Linked DNA regions of Homo sapiens: region 1 is linked to region 2. Evidence: chromatin loops called from intact Hi-C (ENCODE). Cell type or tissue: HCT116. All regions are shown on one strand. Each heading gives the region's core, and the rest is flanking DNA. Links, peaks and the distances in the headings are about the cores only.

Region 1 (9,734 bases), core at 1,146-9,145, 280 kb before region 2:
AACCTCAGACCATTATCACACCTGACGATATTAATAATTTTTAAATAGTATCTAATGCCTAGTCTATATTCAGATCTTCCTGTGTGTCAAAACAATGGCTTTCTGATGTCAGCTTATTTGAATCAGGAACCAAATGAAGTCTGCGCAGCACATCTGGCTGCTGTGCCACTAAAGTCTCTTTCATTCTATAAAAGCGCCCCCTCCTCTTTTTTGGATGCCAGTAGAGAGCAGAGAGCACAGACCTGCACGCTTACCTCATGTGCCGTGCAGGACACCTCAGATGTGCTTCATAACTTCTGGGAAGACACTCTTGGTTTTCCCACTGCTGTGTTTCTCAGTTTCCACAACAGTGCTCACCAAAGTAAGTATTTGGGGAATGGATGCTGGGTGTGGCTTTAGAGCCAAGTGTAACTGGTGTAACTGTGAACAACCTTGACAATGCAACAGGAAGATACAGGTGAGTAAAGGCAGAATGTGGGAGGATAGAGAAAAGGGTCAAGGTGAATCTTCACGGAACAAAATGGGGCATCAGGAGGTATCTGCCAAATGTCACTGAAATACAAATAAGACTAAAGCATCTCGTTTAGCACACCAACAGAGGAAACCAACAGAAGAACAAATTAATCACAAAGAACAAACCTAGAAGAAAGTAGGAGGAAGAAGGTAAGTCAAACGGGGTACACAGGGAGACCCTGAAGTTGCTGAGGGCTTGGTTTCAGACCATGGCAATACAGTGAGTCACACAAATTTGTTTCCTACTGCATATAAAAGCTATGTTTACACTATACTGTAGTCTATTAAGTTTGCAATTGCACTGTCTTTAAAAAAAGTACATTCCTTAGTTAAAAAAAAAGTTTCTAAAAAAATGCTAACAATCATCTGAGCCTTCAGCAAGCTGTAATCTCTTTGTAGAGGGTCTTGCCTTGATATGGATGGCTGCTGACTGATCAGTGGCTGCAGAAGGCTGCGGTGGCTATGGACACTTCTTGAAACAAGACAATGAAGTGTGCCAGTATCAACTGATTCTTCCTTTCATGAAAGATTTCTCTGGAGCGTGAGATGCTATTTGGTAGCATTTTACACACATACAACTTCTTACAAAATTAAGAGTCAATCTTCTCAAACCCTGCTACCACTTTATCAACTAACTTTTTGCAACAGTCTAAATCTTTTGTTATTTCAACAATGTTCACGGCACTTCAGCAAGGGTAGATTCTATTTCAAGAAACCACATTCTTTGCTCAGCCATAAGGAGCAACTCTTCATCCATTCAAGTTTTCTCATGAGACTGCAGCAGTTCAGTCACATCTCCAGGCTCCACTTCCAATTTTAGTTCTCTTGCTGTTCCCACCACACAGGTAGTTCCTTCCTAAACTGAAGTCCTGAGGCCCTAAGGTCATCCATCAGGGTTAGAATCAATGTCTTCCAAACTCCTGTTGATGTTGATATTTTAACCTCCTCCCATAAATCACAAATGTTCTTAACAGCATCTAAAGGGGTAAATCCTTTCCAGAAGGTTTTCAAATTACTTTGCCTAGATCCATTAGAGGAACCACTATTTATGGCCTTACAAAATGTATTCCTTAAATGCTAAGACCCAAAAATCTAAATTAATCCTTGACCCATGAGCTGCAGTATGGATGCTGTGTTAGCAGCATGAAAACAACATTAATTTCTTTGTATGTCTCCCTCAAAGCTCTTGGGTGATTAGGTACACTGTCAATAAGCAGTAACATGCTCAAGGGAATCTTTTTTTCCTGAGTGGGAGGTCTCTAAAGTGGGCTTAAAATATTCAGCAAACCATGACACAAGCAGATGTGCCACCATCCAGGCTTTGTTGTTCTAACTTACAGCGCAGAGAGGCAAAGTTGGTTAAGCATAATTCTTAAGGGTACTAGGATTTTCAGAATGGTAAATGAGAATTGGCTTCAACTCAGTCACCAGCTACATTAACCCCAGACCAGAGAGTCAGCCTGTTGGTGTGGCCACCTTCACCGATGATGTCAGCTAGATCTTCTGGATGACTTGCTGCAGCTTCTCCGTCAGCACGTGCTGCTTCACCCTGCACTTTCATCATGTTCTGGAGACGGCTTCTTTCCTTCAACCTCATGCACTAACCTCCATTAGCTTCAAACTCTTTTTCTGCAGCTTCCTCACCTCTCAGTCTTCATAGAATTGAAGAGATTAGGCTTTGCCCTTAAGGAAATGTTGTGGCTGGTTTGATCTTCTATCCACACCACTCAAACTTTCTCCATATCAGCAATAAGGTGGTTTCATTGCTTATCATTCATGTGTTCACTGGAGTAGCACTTATAATTTCCTTCAAGAGCTTTTCATTTGTATTCACGACTGACTGGTGCAACAGGCCTAGCTTTCAGCCTGTCTCACCTTTCTACATGCCTTCCTCACTAAGGTTAATCGTTTCTAGCTTTTTATTTAAAGTGAGAGACATGCAACTCTTCCTTTCATTTGAACACTTAAGAGGCCATAGTAAGGTTATAAACTGGTTTAATTTCAGTATTTTTGTGTCTCAGGGAATGAGTGGCCTGGGGAAAAACATGGGGAATTCCCGGTCAGTAGGGCAGTCAGAATACACACAACATTTATCAATTAAGTCTGCCATCTTACATGGGCATGGTTCATGGCACCCCAAAACAATTCTAACAGTAACACCAAAGGTCCCTGATCACAGATCACCATAACGGATACAATAATGAAAAGCTGTGAAATCGTGCAAGAATTACCCAAATGAAGCACTGGGACAAGTGGGCACATGGTGCTGGAAAAATGGCACCAACAGTGTTGCCACAAGCCTTCCATTTGTAAGAGAAAAAAAAAAAAACAAAAAAACAAGCAAAGTGCAATAAAGTGAGATACGCCCTATAAATCTAAGCAGAGAAGTCTCTGCATACTGTGAAGAGTTGCGAGGCAGCTACGTAGGAGAGGAGAGGAGGTGAGTAACGCCTCTCCCTGGATCAGGGCTGTGGGAGTGGGTGGCCTGTGCTCTTCCCCACATGAGCTCTTCCGTCTACTGGCTATCACATGCTACAAGCATGTGGCATGTAAGTAATACAATTACTTAAGCATAAATGCAAATAAAACTTTTTTAAAAAAGAGAAGCTCTAATACTGGAAGACTAACAACCTGACCCCTAATTACTCTAAGTCAGCTGGTCTATGGGACGTGCTCCTGAAACGGAAGATGTGTAATCATCACCGACAACGGGAGGCAGCCACATTGCAGTGAGGACATGCTCGGTATACCAATCTAGGAAAATATTCACTTTCACACGCCAGAAACATTTCCAAACCATCTACTCCAAGACCCCTTTGTACATAATGCTATAATACGCTCCCTACGCCTGCCTCGGGGGGCCCATATCTTCTAATTTATGTTCTTCTCTCTTGTTTAAAAACAATTACATCTTGAAACAATAGTGCTGAGAGGTCCATCCTGTAATGCAGCCTCATGTGTCCCATCCAAACCCAATCCTCACCGGAGAGGAGGAAGGACTACAGCACAAGCTCACATCCAGTGGCACGAAGGAAGGCAAGGTTCTGGGGTACTTTTGTCCTTTTCCCCGCACAGATTATACTCACATCAAACACTGTTCCTCCACAGCTAAATTAATAACGACATCCAAAATTCAGCTGCGTGTTGCTTTATGTCAAAAATAAGTAAAAAATATTTAAAAGTGACCAACTTAAAAAGTGGCAATGTCGTTAAAGATCTGTGGATCAGCAAATGACAGTCCCATTTAAGCTCTCACATCACTGCCAAACACAGACAGTCATCATCTCAAGCTAACCAGCCCCCAAAACAGCATTTAAAAGAAATGTCTTTACAACAGATAATAAGCTGTCCAGAAATAGGAGAATGACTAAAGTCAGCACATTAGAAATAATCATCTAAAAAAGCCTGAGTCCACATGCACACACAGAAAACTGGTCTTGGAAGCACACAGAGCACGAGGTGTGTTCTCACAGCTGCTAACCGTGTGTGCCACATGCAGCTGAGTGCCTCCACTTCTATCCAATCACAGCAACCACCATCACCACTCACTTCCAGAATGGACCTTGCTGCTTCTCTCCTTAACTTCTCCCTTGAATTTAGGAAATTCTGAAGCAAGGGAGTAAGAGTGAGGGTGGGTGGGTGGGTGTGAAACACAAATACATATCAGCCTGTAAAAAATGCTGTAGACGCTGGCTGCGGTGGCTCATGCCTGTAATCCCAGCACTTTGGGAGGCTGAGGCGGGCAGATGACAAGGTCAGGTGTTCGAGGCCAGCCTGGCTGACATGGTGAAACCCTGTCTCTACTAAAAATACACAAATTAGCCGGGCGTGGTGGCGGGCACCTGTAATCCCAGCTACTTGGGAGGCTGGGGTAGGAGAATCGCTTGAACCCAGGAGGTGGAGGTTGCAGTGAGCTGAGATTATGCCACTGCACTCCAGCCTGGGCAACAGAGCAAGACTCTGTCTCAAAAAAAAAAAAAAAATGCTATAGAAATCCATGGGTTTTACCTAACCAAAAAAGGTGCACAGAAAATAAATGCTAAGTGACAATTATTTACCTTCCATAAGACTGTACTGTACATATTCAGGAATAATATACAATGCTTTTGACACAAGCATTAGAAAGATCGTTATTACAGAATCCTAGAACATTTTATCTGTCTTCAAAGAGGGACTATTCAAACAAGAAATCCTACACCACAGGTTAAAAGCACCAACACAACGGTGAACCTTGACAAGAACAATTCCATCTCCGACCACAAGAGGGCAAACCACCAATGGCTACACTTCCCCAGGGAAGCAGGAGAGGTGAATTGGACCATCTGGTCAATTTATCTGGAGATAAACAGCCTAAAAAAGTGCCATTTAGAGAAAAACTTCAGTTCTTGTTTACTCAGTAAAACTATTTGTACATCAAATTAAAATATAATTCAGAAGAGAAACCCTCAATTTAAAGGAAGTCAGTGTTTTCATGAATAAAGAAATGATCCTAACATGATGGTCAGAGAAGTCTCTAAGTTTGGAACCTGGCACAATTTTGTTTTCAGAAAAATCAAGCACTAATTAACTATAAATCAAAATACATTTAACACACTCTTCAAAAAAGGAAACCTAATTCCAAAATCAGAAAGCCACATAAACTACTGGAAAAAATGCAATATAGCCGCCCACCCTTATCCACGGGGGTACCCACAAGACTGCCCACTGGATGTCTGAAACTGCAGCTATATCTCTGTATATATACCAACCCTATATATACTATGTTTTCCCATCTATACATACCTATGTGTGTTTAATCTGGAAATTAGGTACAATAATGGATTAACAACAACTAATAATGAAATAGAACAATTATAACAATATACTATAACTAAAGTTATGTGAATGTGGTCTCTTCTCTCAAGATATCTTACTGTATTGTTCTCACCTGTTTCGAACCACAGTTGACTGCAGGTACTTGTAACCACATTACGCAAAGCCAGAGGTGAGAGGGAAGTCTGCTGTACTGAATGTAATTGTGATCCTAGAGTTTTATTCTTAACTGCTCTAGAGTAACACGGTAAAAAATGTGGTTTCACACTTGCCTCAAATGCCCACGGTTAAACTCAGACTGGGCTGGGCGTGGTGGCTCACGCCTGTAATCCCAGCACTTTGGGAGGCTGAGGCAGGTGGATCACTTGAGGTCAGAAGTTCAAGACCAGCCTGCCAACATGGTAAAACCCTATCTCTACTAAAAATACAAAAATTAGCCAGGCATGGTGGCACGTGCCTATAATCCCAGCTACTCGGGAGGCTGGGGCAGGAGAATCGCTTGAACCCAGGAAGCAAAGGTTGCAGTGAGCATCACTGCACTCCAGCCTGGGCAACAAGAGTGAAACTCCATCTCAAAATAAAATAGTAAAATAAAATTAAAAATAAATAAACTAAAATAAAACTAGCATGACTTTCCATACAATATGCTTAGGTAATTAGAGAACAACAGGGACAGAAGGTTATTCCTTTGGTTCAACCATCAGATAAAGTTTAGCAAATGCATCACTAATATGCTCAAAAATGACATTTCTTGAATTTTAAAAAATAAACAGGAAAAAAAGGGAAATTTTCCAAAGTTACTTAGGTCTCAGTTTGGCACAAACCCTATTGTGATGGTTAATACTCAGTGCCAACTTGATTGGATTGAAGGACACAAAGCATTAATCCTGGGTGTGTCTGTGAGGGTGTTGCTAAAGGAGATTCACATTTGAGTCCGTGAACTGGGAAAGGCAGACCCACCCTTAAGCTGCTGGGCACCACCTAATCAGCTTCCAGCAAATATAAAGCAGGCAGAAAAACGTGAAAAGGCGAGACTGACCTAGCCTCCCAGCCTACATCTTTCTCCCATGCTGGATGCTTCTTGCCCTCAAACATCAGCCTCCAATTTCTTCAGTTTTGAGACTCGGACTGGCTCTCCTTGCTCCTCAGCCTGTAGATGGCCTATCGTGGGACCTTGTATACATATACACATATACGTACACGTACACATATACATACATATATGAATCCATAGGTGTATGAGGGTTCTTTAGAGGGACAGAAGTAATAGAGGGACAGAACTAATAATATTCTCCTATTAGCTGTATATATAGATAGATACAGATAGATATATCAAGGGGTTTATTAAGGGGAGTTTATTATATATACATGTTATATATATATATAAAGGGGAGATACATATATATATACATATAAAGGGGAGATATATATCTATATATAGATATATATAGATATGTATCTATATATATAGATATATAGATATGTATCTATATATAGATATATATAGATATATATCTATATATATAGATATATATATGTCTATATATATCTATATATATAGATGTCTATATATCTATATATATAGATATATATATCTATATATAGATATATAGACATCTATATATATAGATATATAGACATCTATATATATAGATATATATATAGATATATATATAGACATATATATAGATATATATAGACATATATATCTATATATAGATATATATAGACATATATATCTATATAGATATATATAGACATATATATCTATATAGATATATATAGACATATATATCTATATAGATATATATAGACATATATATCTATATAGATATATATAGACATATATATCTATATAGATATATATAGACATATATATCTATATATATATGAAAGGGAGTTTATTAGGTATTAACTTACATGATCACAAGGTCCCACAATAGGGGGATGTATATGTATATATGTATATGTAGATATATATATATCTCCCCTTTATATATATATAACATGTATATATAATAAACTCCCCTTAATAAAGTTCCCTTCATATCTATATATCTATCTATATCTATATATATAACTAACAGGAGAATACTATTAGTTCTGTCCCTCTAAAGCACCCTAATACACCTATGGATTCCGTGTGGCCCCTGCAAAGAGCTCCTTGATGGCAACACACCATGTACACGCACATACGTTGAAACCGGGCACGCACACACGCTCAGACACGCCTAAGACATGAGTAGTGGCTTCGGGTAGAACAAAGTGAGAGCACTGTTCCTCATGAGAGCCATGTTTCTAAACACGCCCTGCCGGTCCTTTGGAGGGCGTCCTCTGCTGCTGCCAGCTCAAGGGCCCACAGTCCACTCAAAAGCGGGGGCTCACGATGCCTTCCTGTGGGCTATCAGGGGTAACAGCATACTGCAAGACAAATTCCCACGGCAGATGACACTGACGACATTCAAATGTGTCTGAAAATCACTTCCAACTGGAGAGGATTTTGAGATCCACAAACCCCATCTTTTCAGCGTAATTTCCTTGCTCTGGGTTACTTCTAAAAAATCCACAAGGAGAAATACATGAAAAGTAAAACCCCACTCACCTGCACTCTTACTGTGGTGGTTCAGAGTCAGTCCAGGATTCACACTTAAAGGAGGAGTTCACTTAAGAATTAAAGAAAGTCAGAAAGACCAGCTGGAACAAGCGTCTGTCCCTACTCCAAAGGTGCGTCCCACTTAGCAGTTCTGTAACCTCAACTCTCCTTGGCAAAGGTGAGCAACGAACGAGGTCCTCCTTCCTCTGCCCTGGCTCAAGTGTCCTCCTGGAAAGTCCACTGGCGCCACCTCAGGCCTCTCGGCCCAGGGCTGCTCTCATTGGTTCCCAGGAAAAAGATCTCTCCAACTGGTGGGGCTGGGCTAGGAGATGGGCTCACAGGATGGACCGGGCCTGCCCTAGCCCTAGGTCTCCAGGAAGGCTCATGCAGGCCAGTGCCATCCAACTGAGTCACAGACTAAACTGCATCTCCTAACAGTGATGTCTATCAAGTTGACATTTCCACGCCTCAGCATGGTGCCAGTGCCGCGCTCTCAGTGGGCTCTACACATGAACGGATTTTTTTAAAGGATGTCATGTACTTGCAACCCACCCCCTTCTTAATATCCCAGCAATACTTGTCTTCAAGGGTTATGAGGAGAACTGAAGTTGCAAATGGAAAGTACTTTATACATTAACTGGAACATAACAAGCAGCCGGAAAAAAATTCTGCCCAAGTCGATTTATTATAATAAAAAATACTGCCTTTTAAATTATCATTATTAACAACTACAAAAAACAGTAGCAACTTCACATCCAACAGGATGGCTATTACTTTAAGAAAAAAAAAAACAAGTTGGCGAGAACACAGAAGCAGCAGAACCCTGTGCACTGCTTGTGGGAATGCGACATGGTCCAGCCGCTGGGGAAAACCACGTGGCAGTTCCTCCAGACTTAATCACAGAACCACCATCTGACCCAGCAATTCCACTTCTGGGTATATACAGAAAAGAACTGAAAAGCAAGGACTCAAATACTTACACAACCATGCTCCTAGCAGCATTATTCACATAGCCAAGAGGTGAAAGTAACCCAAGTTCCCATCAACACACAATGTTGTACATACATATGATGAAATATTATTCAGCCTTACAAAGGAAGGTAACTCTGTCATATGCTACAGCATGGAAAACCCTCCAGCACTTTATGCTGAATGAAATAAGCAGTCAAAAGACAAAATGACTGCACTTACACGAAGCACCAACGGTAATCAAATTCAGAGACAGAAAGCAGAATGGTAGAGGGCAGGGGCTGGGGAGGGGAATGGGGACTGTTTAATGGGAACAGAATTCAGTTTGAGAAGAAACAGTTCTGGAGATAAACGGTGGTGATGGTTATAAAACTGTGAATGTACCTAGTGCTACTGAACAGTACACTTAGAACTGGTAAAAATGGCGAACTGCTTTACATATATGTATACATATACATACAATAAGAACAGGCAGGTGCTGTTCCTAAAAATTCCAACACCAGAGAAGTTTACAAATAAGGGCTGCCATCTGCCTTATTAAAATACTTGTTTTCTGAGGTCACTGAGAAAATATTTTTACATCAAAATTGTCATATTCCCATTTGTAAATCTTTTTTTCTTGCTACCTTAGAAAAACAATAGCAGCCATTAACATTCCCTGAGCTCCTACTCTGCCAGACTCCATACACATAGTATAAACCTTAACAATTCAACCCCACAAGACCGCACAAGGGAGAACTATCATCCTCATTTTCCATATGAAACACCTGTGGCTCTGAGGCTCAGTCACCCAAGCCCTAGAGCAGAGCTACAATTTTGTATCATGTCCTTTCCACAGCTCCCTGTG
Region 2 (9,734 bases), core at 1,267-9,266:
TGGTGTCACTTACCCCTCTTACATATGGGGACACATGGCAGAGGCCTCACATCCTTAGGCCCAGGCCCACCGTGACGGGGGAGGCCTTCCTAGGAGCACCCATCACAGCTTCCCATCAGAGCGCTTCCCGTGGGGACCGTGCAGCAGGTGGGACCGCAGGTGTTGCTGTTTGCATGGTCAGAACGGCCCGGTGCCCACCACTCCCTATGGCCTGTCCAGCCCTTGGAACTTCTCTGGGCGGTGTTCCAGGCTCCCTGAAGGGTCAGGCCGCCAGGCTGGTGTCCATTTTGCTTCTCTCCACCCTCGATTCTGGAAACGCCCCAGCTATGCAGGAGCAGATGCAAATCCCAATGCTCCTGGCATCAAAGACAGGGCATTTCCTTGGCTGGGCTGCCCCTTCCAGAATCCCACTCCTCCTCTTCAAACAGACGCACCTGACAAACACCTGATATGAGGCCTGGCTCCCAGTAGTGGGTTTTGTATCCATTTATTCCACAGGTAGGGCCATCCCAAGGATCCTGGTCCTCATTGTTTAGGGCCAGCCTGAGCTCCATCACTGACTGCTCCAGAGTGCAGCCTCTGCAGAACCGGCCCTGGGCCCCGCACCCTGCAGTTATGAGGCAGAGAGTTTTCAAAGTGGGGCTCAAAGGAACGAAAAACTCTCAGTTGTTACAGCAGGGAAAACCCTGTGGACACTGACCCCTTTCATCCCCTGGTTAGGCTAGCTTCCTTACACAATGGAAAACCTGCAGACACTCACTGGCTCTGCTCCTGGGGCTAGGCTAGCTTCCTTACACAATGGAAAATCTGCAGACATGACGACGAGGGAAGATGGAGCCTATCATGTGATTTCTCCTTGTTCTGATGCTGATCTTTTTTGGCATAGTCTTTTATATTTGGCTTCTTAATGACATCAATCATATTCTAATGGACGTTCCAAGAATGGTCTCAGAAGATAAAGGAAAAGTGGCACACAGCAGTGACTTCACTTCACTTGCCGGTGAAGAGACAGAGGGTGGTAGGTCTACACTCTCAGATCCAACCAATTCTCTCAGCATCTGTTGGAGCTGATGGGGCGTGGAACAAGGTTTATGGTGGCTCTCTGGGACTGGGCAGGGTCGAAGCTAATGGCCTGGGGTCTAGAGCCCCATGGCCTGGCTGAAAGGAAAAACAAGAGCTTGGAGTTAAGTCATCATTTTTTGTCAAATCTTGATCATTGTCCTGAATTTTTTCCACAGAAGAGGAGAGAGAAACAATGTGTGAGATGAAAAGCCTCACAGCTCTGGAAAAGGTCATTGACACTCTTCCAAGAGCTTTAGGTAAACAGAATGTGAGACCCTTCTGATGACAGTTAAGTGCCAGAATGGTTGCTGCTAGGGGATTTCTTTTCCCACTCAGCAGACACGTGTGTCTCTGAGCAGCTCCAGGAAGAGCAAGTGAGTCCAGCCCCCAGGTGGACCCGCCTGAGCTCCACGGGAGCCCCGTCCAGACATTCACCTGTCCCAACAAGTCCAAATTCAAGGAGTCGCAGGCCACATCAATGAAAGCACGCTCTCTCTTCTCAGCCCAGGAATAATCAGGACTCACAAGGCTGCCAGCACCCACCTACTCAAGGGTCTCAACCATGTGATGACGGGAGCCTTCTCCCCCATGACAGGCCCAGAAAGGGCCCCCACACCCCCTTCAGGAGGCCCCCCACCCTCTCGTGGGGTGGGGACCCCCAGTCCAGCCCTTCTCCACTCCCTGTTCACACAGCTCCACCACTGTCCACCTGCTAAGAGTTGGCCATGCAGATCCTGTGGCTTCTGTCCCTGGCCCCAGGCTTCTCAGAGCTTTCCAGAACACCTGGGAGCCAGTCCTGGGTGAGGCTGACAGCCCTCTTGTCCTCCCGGTATCCCTGAGTCACATGGCAGCCCAGTGTGCCCAGCCCCTCCCCCCATACCCTGCAGCACTTGCCCGTCCACGCAGCCTGAGACCCTCCGTCTGGAGCGCGTCACACCATGAATCCCGAGCTGCTGTCTGTGAACTCCAAAGACTTTGGCAAATGAGCCATTGCCGAGCCACATGGCTGGCTTTTCATAGCCCGAGCACAGAGCCAGACATTGAGACCCTGTCACCTTCACTCACCTCCACTGGTGCTTCCCAAGCACCCACCACGTGCCAGGCACTGTCCTAGGCTCTGGGGTTTCTACATAAAACAGAGAGCCCTGCCTGGGAGCTTACCTGCTAGAGAACAGTTAGGTGGGCCTCCCTGTCCCCTCTTAAAGCATTGGGGTTCTGACTTTTCCATCCAGCCTGTCGGCTGCTGCTCCCAGCCCCTCACTGTCCACAAGCGTGGGAAGCCGGCCAGCTCGTCCTTTGTTAAAATGCCGAAGAGGACGGTCCCGGGAAGCGTCGCTGGAGACCTCCCTGCTACACCAGTTGTCATCGAGCACAGGCCAGGAGCTTCTCTGAAGTGGGGCCCCTAGCCCCCCATGTTCAGACTTTGCCAGGCCAGTGTCAGTCCCAGGACCACAAAACCCCAGGCCACAAGGTCTGCTCGTGCCCCAGCAGCAGGGACCAGGCCAACACACGCGGTGTAGAAAGGGCAGTGAGCGGTCGTTCAAGCTACAGCCAATTTCCCAGATTGTGCTGCTGTCCAGGACAACCTCTGCTGCTTTAGATACAATTTCATGATTGACCTTGTCAAGATTCCAGTTCCCTGGGACTTGACTGTTCTGCAGGGAGAACCACAAATTCTCCTATAACTCTAACAGCAAAAGACAGGGGCCTCTGCACTGATGAAGCTCCTGTACGTCACCAGCACCTCTAGGTGTGGCCGTCGGCAACAGAAGCCCCGGAGGTGACAGTGGGGACTTCCAGAGCCCTGGCAATGTTGGACAGTGAAGAACCAGGAGTCCCCAACCTCCTGGTACTGACATCCCAGGAATGAGATCCACAGCCGGCCGCTGTGAGGGGAGGAGGAGGAGGACCAGCCCAGCTCCGCCAAGCTTGGAGTTGTCAATGGGTTTTGAGGGAGAATGCAGGGGAAATGACACTGGACAGGGTGGCCCCACAGGAGAGCCAAAGGCAGCCTGACGCAGCCAGCGCCCCCTCCGTCCTCCTGCCCCGGACACATCCACAGGGCTCTCCCCTCCCTCCACAACTGAGGGCTCAGTTCCTCCTGTCCCCTGGTGTCCCCCCAATCCTGCTGGTGCCCATCTCCCCTCACACTGCACGCTGCCAGGCTCATCTGAGCCCCCACCCCCATGCCCATGCCAGCCTGGCCCTCTCTGGGCCTCTTGAATCCTAGCACACCCGGAGCACCCCCAGGGGCCATCCCAGCACCTCCCACTCAGATGACCAACCGGCCTCATTCCATTCAAGGTGCCTCTCCCTGTCTCTCCTTCCAGTCACCCAGCGCCTTCCTGGGAAACTGAAAGCAAGAATTCTGCTCCCTGAGCCCCACACCCACTCATAGAGCCAGAGGATCAGGCTCTGTTGGGGGCTGGGTGGGGCTGGAGCACAGGCTTGGAGCCGGTCTGACCTGGGTTCCAATCCCAACTTGGCCCCTATGAGCTGTGTGACCTTGGGAAGACCTTGGGCAAATGACCGCGCATCCTAAGCCTTCTTCATCTTCAAAGTGGGATAATCACAGCACCTGTACTGGGTGTTGAGGAGATGGAAGGAGATGCTGTCTGCAGAGGGTTGAGTGCAGGGCCCGGCACACAGGGAGCGCTTGGTACTCACCCCCTGCACCTGGGGAAGGCCACCCTGTGCAGCCCTAAGAAGGCATCTGTGTGGGGCGTGGACACTCAAAGAAGGGGAGTCTAATGCTACCAGCCACACCCGTCAGCCTCACAGCCCATGCTTATTGGTGGAGTGAGCCACGGTGGGTCTGAAACATAGGCTCTAAGAACAGTTAATGAAACACCCAGTTTCTCAAGAAACTCTGTTCTTTCCAACAGGAGATCATCTAAAGCAGAAGAGAAAGCTGCATGAAAGTGTACTGAGAGCCAGTTACTACAGGCGGACGCCACGCCAGGCTAGGACTAGGGCCGCCGGCAGAGCCTGCACTCTCCACTCACTCCCACCCTTGGGGCAGACGCCGAATTATGGAACATTCTGTATAAAGGAAAACTGTCTTATTCTAAGGATGACAAACAAAATAAACATATTTAAATATTAAGTTAGAGGCAACATGGTTTTTTTCCTTAATAAAAAGAGATGAAAACCTAATTAACTCTGGAAAATAACAGCATTCGAAGCTTGCTATTGTCTGATAGCATAAGCTTTGAAGAAACATAACCTCAGAGCCTGCGTATTTGTCAGCGTTCTCTAGGGAAACTAATAGGATGTGCGTGTATGTGTGCGTGTGCATGTGTGTGTGCGTGTGCATGTGTGTGTGCGTGTGTGTGGATGTGTGTGCGTGAGTGTATGTGTGGTGTGTGTGTGCATGTGTATTTGTGTGTGTGAATATATGCGTGTGTGTATGTGCGTGTGTGTGAGATATTTATAATATGGAATTGGCTCATGTGATTATGGAGGCTGACAAGTCCCAAGACCTGCAGAGTCTACAAGCTGGAGACTCAGGAAGAGCTAATGTTTCAGTTCCAGTCTTAAGGCAGGAAACAGCCCATGTCCCAGCTGCAGGCAGGCAGGAGGAGTTCCGTGTATTCAGAGCAGAGCCAGCCTCTGTCCTGTTCAGGCTTTCAGAGTTGGAGGACACCCACCACCCATCTAGGGAGCCCCGTCTGCTACAATCAAGCTACACACTCAAATGCGAATCTCTCCCAAAACACCCTTACAGACACACCCAGGAGAATGTTTGACTGAATATCTCAGGATATCACAGGCACCCTGTGGCCCAGTCAAGTTGACACATAAGATTCACCATCACAGCCCGTGATGGATTATGTCTAAGAACAGAGTCTAGGAAAGTCTGCCCTCTCACCCTTTCCTACTGCAGCACATTGCAAAACACACATACACAGGTGCAGAATATGTGTGCACACAGAGAACACCACTGCCTCCTGGTGCTCAGCAAGGGCTCTTTGCGCTTTTGTGGTGTGGAGAGGGAACAGCATTACCAAAGTGTCTGGGTTGAGTGTCACAGAAAGCCAGGGCTCATATTCTGCCTCTGTGTAGTCAGGCTAGTCACGACCAGGGGCCAAACTCAAAGGTTGTTAACAGTATTTTGAATGTCAGCCCTGAAGGAAACCAAAGTCTCTACAGAGGAAAACAAAACAAAACAAAACAAAAAACAAAACGCTTTCCAATTCCCAGGAAATGACTCACTTTCAAGAAATTTTCAATGCATTGAAATTCCAGTTTATCAAAAGGGAAAAAGTTATGGTGAAGAGAGAATGGAAGGTCGTTGGGGAGCTGGCAAAGACTTGTAGAGATAAACCCTGTCATCAGTATTTCACCTGCAAAGGACTCGACTCACCAACATTCTCTGGGAAACAAGAACCTTTCTTTCAGCAACTGTCAGCTTGTTGCAAGTTTTTGTATGCAAACTGGTTCTGGCTGTAGACAAGCTGTACCTACCTCTGTTCAACACATTGATATGATCAGGCTGGGGGGTGTTATTTACATTAAAGTGTGTGATTTTTCCCATTTCTCCAGAAAGGCAGGAGAAGTTCATGATCGTATCTTAGAACATCTCTAGATAGAGAACTTTTGTTCCCTAGGGACAGTCTTAGCAATGGATTGGTGTTCTTTCCAAAACACCATTCCAAAGGCGGTTAGAAATGGAATCAAATGATGCCATTTTATTTGTAATTCCAGCTGTGCTCTCTTCTGAAAAGACAAAAATGTCCCATCACCTCTTTCCATGATGTCCTGCTACTGACTTACTCAGTAACTAGTGAGTCACTAGTCGCTGCCTCAGTTTTCTCATCTGGACACAAGGGGTTGCATGAAAGGCCTGGAAGGGCTATTCCAGTAAAAACAGTCTCTGATTCGAATCCCTCAGTCCTTTGTTTGCCCTTCCAGTAAGTCGGTAGCAGGGCAGGATGCAAATATTTCTGATGCCCAACACTATCCTATTTCTACTAAACCATTCCATAATTGTTTATCAATAAATGGATCAACAAATGGATATTTCACTGTTTATTTAGTTATTTATTTATTTATTTTTGAGACGGAGTCTTGCTCTGTCACCCAGGCTGGAGTGCAGTGGTGTGATCTCGGCTCACTGCAACCTCTGCCTCCCAGCTTCAAGCGATTCTCCTGCCTCAGCCTCCCAAGTAGCTGGGACTATACAGGTACCCGCCACCACGCCCAGCTAATTTCTGTATTTTTAGTAGAGACAGGTTTTTGCCATGTTGGCCAGGCTGGTCTCGAACTCCTGACCTCAGGTGATCCACCCACCTTGGCCTCCCAAAGTGCTGGGATTACAGGCATGAGCCACCACATCTGGACTTCATTTTTGTTGTTGTTCTTTTTTTAATTTTTAGTTTTTCCTCAGCTCTCCCCTCAACAACTGGATATTTCAAAAAGTGACTATTTCAATGTGAATTATTTTCTTTGTCTTTTGGCTTTATACTTGACTTCCAAGAAACATTTTTTGTGATTGATGAATTGTTCCCATGCACATTACATCACTGAATCCTCACAAAAGTGCTGTTAGATAGACATCACCTCCACTTTATATGAGGAAGACTGAGGACTCAGAGATAACCAACAACTTACTCACCGTCACACCATCATGTGGCCAGTGGTCAGTGGGGATCAACATTCCAGCCCAGGCCTTCCAATCCAGAAGCCACAATCTCCCCACTAAATTTCTTAAAATCATGACCGCATCATTGTTTGCCAATCAGGATATTTTGATGGAATCAATTTTCCCCCAGGGAATGCTCTGACACCATACTGACCCCAGATAAGACTGTATTAGTCCGTTTTCATGCTGCTGATAAAGACATACCTGAGAGTGGATAGTTTATAGAGAAAAAGAGGTTTAATGGACTCACAGCTCCATGTGGCTGGGGAGGCCTCAAATCATGGCAGAAAGTGAAAGGCATGTCCTACCTGGCTGCAGACAAGAGAGAATGAGAGAATGAGTGAAAGGGAAAACCCCTTATGAAGTCATCAAATCTCATGAGACTTATTCACTACCCTGAGAGCAGTGTGGGGGAAACTGCCCCCGTGATTCAATTATCTCCCACCAGGTCCCTCCCACAACACATAGGAATTATGAGAGCTACAAATTCAAGATAAGATTTGGGTGGGGAAACAGCCAAGCCATATAAAAGACAAAATATACAAATTCTCTTTCATTATCTCGCTATAGGTTGAACAAGTGTGCTTGACCTTTTCCTTTCCTGTTCTACCCCTAAATCTTATAACATCTCTCATTACAGTAATTTTCAAAACTAAAACTTTAATAATTTAATATTTTGGTCACATAAAAATGTTTCCAATCTAAGTGACAGTATCAAAAAACAGCTGAATCAACATGTTGGGTCCTTGGCAGCCAAATTTTCATCCTCACCCAGTGGCAATGAGGGAGCAATGCTAGTGGCAATGCCAGTCACAGCCAAATTCTGCCCCACCTCCTTCCCATACTGGCAGGGCCCAGCAGGGAACTGAACATCCACCCCCACCCATGCCTACATGCAATGCATAAACAGGTAAGTGCCTGTCCAAAAAGACTGAAGAGGACCCACAGTCTTACAACATGATGCTGAAAATGTTCGGGGCATGATTTCAAAACTGCTGAATATACCAGGAACTAGGATGATTGCAACTTGAATAAGAAAAGACAATAAACAGATGCTGTAGTGGGTTGAAACAGTGGCCCACAAAAAGATAAGCTATGTCCACCTTTTGGAACCTACAAATACAGCCTTACTAGGAAGTAAGATCTTCATAGATGTAATTAAGTTGAGGCTTTTGAGATTTGATAACCCTGGGTTCCAAATTCGCCAACACATGTCCCCATAAGAGGAAGGCAAAAGGAGATTTGAGTCAGAGAAAAGGAGAAGGCCATATGAAGATGGAGGCAGAGACTGGACCTATGCAGCCCCAAGTCCAGGAATGCTGTCAGTCACCAGAAGGAAAAAGCAATGAATGCAATCTTCCATGGAAGACCCTCTGGAGAGAGTATAGCCCTGCTGACACCTTGATCTGTCTTCTGGCCTCCAAAACTGTGAGAGAATAAATTTATGTTGTTTTAGGCCACACAGTTTGTGTTGCTTTGTTATGGCAGCCCTAGGGAACCAATACAGATGTGAACACTGAGATGATATCTGACATGATTTTAAAGCAACAATTCTAAAAATACTTCCATAAGCAATTATAAACCCTCTTGAGACAGAATTGAGAAGCTTGGAGATAAAAGCAACAGGTTGCCTCTTTCCCGCCCACCCCCTCCACCCCACCAGGTTTGAATGAGCACCCCAAGGGCCTGGTCTGTTACAGACAGATGAAACGTTTTATTTAAAGATAGGAGGGCCAGGACTGGGGCTGTGTGAGGGCTTGCTTTAAATCCTCCACTGCCTTAATTTCTTCTGGGGACCTTTGCAAGGGGTTGGGTTCCCTTTTTAGTAACTTAAAATACAGAATCTTTGTCCTTTGAACATATGAGTCCATCCATAACCTACAGTAGCCAGTTAAACCTAAAAAGTTTTGGAGTTCTCTCTTTGTCTTAGGCAAGGGCAGACCCACTATTCCCGATATTCTCTCTGCGTTTATTCTCTGCTTTCCTTCACTAATTAGGTGTCCTAAATATTTAACTTCTCCTACAAATTGCGATTTGGTTTTGGAGACTCGCAACCCCTTTTCCCCTAGGAAATTAAGTAAGCTTATGGTGGCTTCTGATACCTCGGCCCTCCTTTCCCCAGAAATTAGAAGATCATCCACATATTGTAACAGCTGGGTTTCTTTGGATGGTTGGAATTCCTCCAGAACTTTTTCTAAGACTTGACCAAGTAAGTTTGGGGCTTCCGTGAAAACTTGTGGCAGCACAGTCCAGTGATACCTCTGCTTTCTCCCAGTTATGAGGTTTTTCATTCAAAGGCAAAGAGGTCCCTACTCTTAGAGTCTAGGGGACATGGCCAGAATGCATCTTTCAGATCCACTATGCTGAACCACTTATGTTTATAGAGTATTTTATTAAGGTGGGTGTAGGGGTTAGGCACCACAAGATGTCAAGTTTGGACAATTTTATGTATAGACCTTAGATTTTGCACTAATCTGTATGACCCATCTGGTTTCTTTACTGGGAGAACTGGAGTATTGTATGGTGACATACAGGGTTTCAATAACCCATCTTTTTTTTAGTATGAAATCAATTTTTATTTTTAACTAAAAATAAATGCTTAACATCTTTCCAAAATCAAAACTAAAGACAAACAAACAAAAAAAAAGGGTGGAAACATATTTTTTCTTCCCTGGGGAAACCACTAAGGCAGATATTGTAGCACAGCTTGGTTTTTTCCAGAGGACTAATCCATGCAAACAGAATCTCTCTCCAGCTTGTCAGTTTTATCTACCTGGCAAGAAAAAACAAAAACAACCCCTCCCCACAAACACAACACAAAACAAGAGACTAAAAAATTTGGGAAAAAGCTTTTAATGCATTTCTGCAAAATCCTTTCTGAGGAGGTTTAGTACAGGTACTACCCACCAGCAACTTAGCCAGCCAGGTGAGTTGGTGCAGAAGCGCTTAGGGTGAATTAATACCAGAGTCACCGTGTGTGACTCAGCCACCTCTCCCAATTACCACAAGGAGGTCTTAAAATTGAATT

The links. A loop is a pair of places that touch in the nucleus more often than their neighbours do. Peaks named below come from ENCODE experiments on the same cell type or tissue, not always from the same donor. Only the 100,000 strongest peaks of a DNase experiment are listed, where the experiment ranks them.
Region 1: it touches region 2 in a loop (8-fold over the local background); 7 of 110 quality-filtered maps call a loop at or near these places.

Annotation. Positions count from the first base shown.
Region 1 is chr13:111,218,621-111,228,354 of GRCh38, reverse strand. The region is part of intron 5 of ARHGEF7 (Rho guanine nucleotide exchange factor 7); the gene reads right to left. Among named protein-coding and RNA genes, the nearest start is that of ARHGEF7-AS1, 75 kb to the right of the region's middle. In HCT116, for the core only: a CTCF peak has its summit at 4,767 (motif pointing right); a DNase peak (open chromatin) is centred at 4,794.
Region 2 is chr13:110,939,763-110,949,496 of GRCh38, reverse strand. It overlaps LOC105370364 (a long non-coding RNA gene), which reads left to right. Exons shown (of 3, transcript XR_931732.3): 3 at 3,948-4,041. It also overlaps the pseudogene PARP1P1. Among named protein-coding and RNA genes, the nearest start is that of LINC00431, 21 kb to the left of the region's middle. RefSeq lists an enhancer at 6,916-7,165. In HCT116, for the core only: a CTCF peak has its summit at 5,003 (motif pointing left); a DNase peak (open chromatin) is centred at 5,026; H3K27ac peaks cover 1,219 bases.